2 separate regions of the Homo sapiens genome follow, and region 2 is linked to region 1. A link is a loop called in an ENCODE intact Hi-C map of the cell type or tissue named here. Cell type or tissue: Caco-2. All regions are shown on one strand. Region 1 overlaps B4GALT1 (beta-1,4-galactosyltransferase 1). Region 2 holds the start of APTX (aprataxin).

The links. A loop is a pair of places that touch in the nucleus more often than their neighbours do. Peaks named below come from ENCODE experiments on the same cell type or tissue, not always from the same donor. Only the 100,000 strongest peaks of a DNase experiment are listed, where the experiment ranks them.
Region 2: it touches region 1 in a loop (18-fold over the local background); 4 of 110 quality-filtered maps call a loop at or near these places.

What each region holds. Positions count from the first base shown.
Region 1 is chr9:33,159,887-33,162,386 of GRCh38, forward strand. The region is part of intron 1 of B4GALT1 (beta-1,4-galactosyltransferase 1); the gene reads right to left. Among named protein-coding and RNA genes, the nearest start is that of B4GALT1-AS1, 5.8 kb to the right of the region's middle. RefSeq lists enhancers at 1,075-1,204, 1,224-2,218. In Caco-2, no CTCF peak of the experiment used is centred here; DNase peaks (open chromatin) are centred at 1,335 and 1,965; H3K4me3 peaks cover 171 bases.
Region 2 is chr9:33,000,351-33,002,850 of GRCh38, forward strand. It overlaps APTX (aprataxin), which reads right to left and starts at 1,278. Exons shown (of 8, transcript NM_001195248.2): 1 at 1,217-1,278. It overlaps LOC124902140 (a long non-coding RNA gene), which reads left to right and starts at 1,427. Exons shown (of 2, transcript XR_007061454.1): 1 at 1,427-1,709; 2 at 1,827-2,395. RefSeq lists enhancers at 223-834, 835-1,447, 1,207-1,476 and a silencer at 677-736. In Caco-2, no CTCF peak of the experiment used is centred here; DNase peaks (open chromatin) are centred at 721 and 1,301; H3K4me3 peaks cover 1,948 bases.

The DNA.
Region 1 (2,500 bases):
AGAAACAAATGGAGAAGTTACTGAGAAAGCATCACCCCCACCGATTCTGTTCACAGCAGATTTCTGCTCAGCCAGATCCTAAGAGCCTATCCTGCAGCCTGGCCCTTTGCCCCTGCCCCCAGGCACTTCCTGGACCTAGTTTCTTTTTTAATCAGAATTCTAGACACATTGTTCAGCAATAAGTGATACTCATCTGCCAGCACTAAGCAAATCTGGAATTTCCAATGAGTCTATCCTTTTGTAAGACTGGCTTGAAAATCTAGCCCTTCTCAAAAAACATTCAACACTTTTTTTCCTTTTTTAGAAAGCTCTCCTACAGAAACCATCCAAAAAGTACATAAAGCTTTCTGCACAAGCATCACTACATCACTAAGAAAAAACAAAAACTATATATGTATATGTGTGTGTTCAGCAACAGTTGAATGATTTTTTTAAGTTATGGCATATTCAGCTGACAGACTATGATACTGCCTTTGTGATTTTTAAAGGTATAGGGTCAAGTCTGTGACAGAATCTTAAATGAAAAATGCTGAACACCAGGCTATCTACATGAATCTATGTCAATCTATCTGTTCATCTATAAAGACAACAGCTATAACACTGGGTGTGGTGACTGACACCTATAATCCCAGCGCTTTGGGAGGCCAAGGCAGGTGAATCACTTGAGCTCTGGAGTTCGAGACCAGCCTAGGCAACATGGCAAAACCCCATCTCTACAAAAAATACAAAAATTAGTCAGGCATGGCGGTGTGCACCTGTGGTCCCAGCAACTCGGGAGACTGAAGTGGGAGAATCGCTTAGCCCGAGAGGTCGAGGCTGCAGTGAGCCGTGATCACTGCACTCCAGCCTGGGTGACAGAGCAAAAACCCTGTCTCAAAAAGAAAAAGAAAAAAAAATATATCAGCTATATTCTTAAACATGAAAAAGACTAGTAGGAAATATGCCGGTATGTTTCTTTTGGGTGATAGGAATTTGGGTGTGCTTTTATATCTCTTTCAACTTTTCAAATTATTTTCAATGAGCCTGCATTACTTTTTACTTTTAAAATGAAGGAAGAGATTATCCCCCCTCAAAAGGCAAAAGCAAAGACCCATACCCCTATCCCTATCCCCAACATCTCTGTGAGGCAAGTCATTCTCTCTCTCTCTCTCTCTCTCTCTGCCTGGGCTTTGTGAGGGGCTCTGGAGAAGCAGCGGGTGTGGGGAGTGGATAGAGAAGCAGCTACATAACACACCCAGACCAGACTTTAAAATCACTGCCAAAGAATTCAGCAACAGCCAATTATATAGCCCCTGGCCTTCATTTGTGCAGGGAAGGGGCGGGCTGAGGCCAAGCCGCAAAGTGGAACCTGAAGCACTGAGTGTGTGACTCACCCCTCTGTCTTCTAAGGACAAATCCCTTTAGGCCACATTCACCCAGAACCAGCTCCCCACTAAACCCTGTCCCCCACCCCCAAGCCCCACTCTCCAACCTGGAGGTCTCTGACTTACAGAACAATATCCTGAGATCACTCCTTGAGCTAGTGACCGCCTCAGCTCACCCGGCAATGGCCCAGATCAACACAGAGGCCCCTACAACTCAGGTCTCAGGTCTCTACAATCTTAATCGCAGTCTGGCTCCCAGGAACCCCTACCAAGTTTAGGGACAGGAGGGACCCTGTGAGTCTAATCCCATGCCTTGTTAATTCCCCTAGGAGCCAGGGTCTGGCTGGCTGGCCTTACAGTGACCTCACTGCCCAGGGACCACACCAGTCTATACCAAAGCCAAATGTAAAACTGTCACCATGCCAGGCCCTCAAAGGATTTAAGCTTCAAGGGCAGACCATTTGTCCTAAAACAACTGGATTGCTGCTCCACTGGACAAGAAAAACTGGAATTTCCAGGTAGATGTGGGTTCAAGCAGAATTCCAGTCTCTGCTTCTTCATAGTAAGAGCAGAGAACAAAGAGTAAGAAACAAGGTACAGGAGGCACTGGGTAAACAGATAGCAGGGAAATCAGCAGGTATGACTACTGAATAAACCTCTTTCACAAACACACACCCATAGCCCAGCTGAGTGCAAAGGGGATGAGCCTGCCGGCCCTGTTCCTTAAGTCTGGATGGTCCCTAGGGTGGAATCTGTGGAAAGCTTGGACTGCCTTGCTATTAACTGCCCCATAATTCCCAACCCATAAATTAGCTTAGTCCCAGCCTGGAAATCCCTACCCTGCTGCTACCCAAAGACCATAATACCCAGTGATATCTCATTATAATCATTATAAAGCAGCAAGTTAAAGATTACTCAGCAGAACTAATGCATAGCTTCAGAAATTAGAGGAAAATTTTCACACAACCAAATAAAACCAGGGCTGGAGAATTTTGATATGAACTTGGAGTTTCTGAAAGAAGAAAGGAAGAAATGAAGGAGGGAGGGGAGTGATAGGGAAGGGGATAAATACACACTTTGGTTCCCCTAGATGACCTCAGCACTGTTCAATTATGCCTCCCCTGCCTAAATTAAGA
Region 2 (2,500 bases), 160 kb before region 1:
GCACAGTGGCTCACGCCTGTAATCCCAACACTTTGGGAGGCCGAGGGGGGCGAATCACCTGAGGTCAGGAGTTTGAGACCAGCCTGGCCAACATGGTGAAACCCCATCTCTACTAAAAATACAAAAAATTAGCCAGGCGTCGTGGCACACGCCTGTAATCCCAGCTCCTTGGGAGGCTGAGGCAGAGATAGCTTGAACCCGGGAGACGGAGGTTGCAGTGAGGCGAGATCACGCCGTTGCTCTCCAGCCTGGGTAACAGAGTGAGACTCTGTCTCAAAAAAAAAAAAAAAAAAAAAAGAAAAGAAAAGAAAAAGAAAAAAAGAAAGTAATAACTGTGTAACTAAGAAGAACGAGCACAAATCTGTATTGTCTCACATATGAACAATCCCCAAAAGTTCCAAACCTAGATCACAGCAATTCCAAATAGAAATTTTATCCCTGCTTTGTTAAGCCACTATCACTGGTATGTATGGGGAAAGGCTTTTTTTTTTTTTCTTTTTTTTTTTTTTTTTGAGACGGAGTTTCGCTCTTGGCATGCCCAGGCTGGAGTGCAATGGCGCGATCTCAGCTCACCACAAACTCCGCCTCCCGGGTTCAAGAACGTCTCCTGCCTCACCCTCCCGAGTAGCTGGGATTACAGGCATGCGCCACCACACCTGGCTAGTTTTGTATTTTTAGTAGAGACGGGGTTTCTCCATGTCGGTCAGGCTGGTCTGGAACTCCCGACCTCAGGTGATCCGCCCGCCTCGGCCTCCCAAAGTGCTGGGATTACAGGCATGAGCCACCCCGCCCGGCCAAGGACTGCTTCTTCTGGCATTCCCTACAAGGCCTGTTGAGGATGCTGCTAAGGTCCCTCAAGTGCCTTTCACGAAGCATTTCTGGCGGAAACGCTGCCCTTCCCGACAAGCTGGGCCGCCTCCTTGGTTGGACAGGGCCCATTCTCTAATATTTTTTCGGCTTGTGTTGCGACCAAGGTACATACAGGTGTCGGGAGCACACGTGAACAAACGCAAAGTGGGTCGAAGACCAACGCGAGCGCCCGCTGAAACAGCCCAAGGTAGTAACAGGGGAGGACGGAGAAAGCAGCCGTGAGAGCAGCGCATGAAAGCAGCGTCATTCAAGGCACATCACTCAAGGGTAGGAGCAGCCTCGGCCGAACGCTCACCCGCGGCATTGAGCCCAGCCAGCAGAAGAGATAGGCTGACGACCGCCTTACCTCCAGAAGTCGGAGACGGACAAATTCACGTTACTCATCTGTGCCTCACCGCTTCCGGCGCTGCGGGATGACGTCAGAGGCCGGCTGTATCGCGACCAGTGACGTCACCAGCACCTCTCTAACGGATTGGCTGAAAGAATCTTGCCCACTTCCCAGATCAAAAAGCGTCCGCCCCAATTGGGTTCTCTCTGGGCCGTGGTCCAACTGAGGATCCTGGAAGTTATGCCTGTGGGGACCAGCTCTCTCAGCATCTCTCTGCCTGAGGGCCACTCGCCTGTCACTGCCTCACAGTCTCTGAATTGGGTGACATTTCAGACCCAATCCCTCTGTGGACGTTTCTAGGTGGCTGTGCAGCTTCTCGATACTCCATAAGGAGACGTTCACAACCTTTAAGGCCATCTCTCCTGCTGCAGACAACCTGCTGTAGCACTGCTACTTGCTTTTTAAACTACAGTCCGCTTTCTCCTTTGTGCAGGGAGGAAAGAATGGAGCGGTAAGAGGCAGGGAAACCTGTTTTTTGTAGTGCTGTGTACACTAAATGAACTGAGGGGCAATCCGGGAGAAAAAAAGCAAGATGCAGGGATAAGATGCGTGTACTGATTTTTTACAGCAATTCCAGAAAGTTCCCTAAGAATCATATTGCAGTTATTCAAAGGCATTTTGGCAGAAGGAACAATCCCTATCTCGGAGGTAAAAGTATAGTTTATAATTTTTCTCAAGTACAACACACTGGCAAAAATTCTTTGGTTGAATTAGGTTTCTGAATTTTCTGCTAGGCCCATCTGTGCACTTCCCTGTAAAATCCAGTTTTAGCACAGACCCTGGCTAAGTCAGTTTACCAAGAACCACCACCACCACCCCGCCTTATGTGGTTATTCTCAATATCTGATCAGGTTCCTTATTCTCCACTATCCCCCAGATGATGTCTGATTACCTTGGCCTGTCTCCAGCAAGAATCCTGTTAGGTATATTTAGCCAGAAACTCCTTTACCCCGATGTTTCCTCTTAGTAATTTTCCATCCACTGACCCCTACACAGCTCCTTGGCCATAAATGCCCACTTGCCCATGCTGCTGTTTGGAGTTGAGCCTAATCTCTCTTCCACTGCAAAACCCCGTTGCAGTGAGCTCTATATACCTATCATGAAGTTCCTGAATAAAGTCTTCCTTACCATGCTTCAGCAAGTATCATTGAATAATCTTTTCTTTAACAAAATTGAGATTTAAGGAGTCACATTCTTCATCAAGGTGGAGTATTGTTTCCTTCCATGGAAAAGCAGAGACTT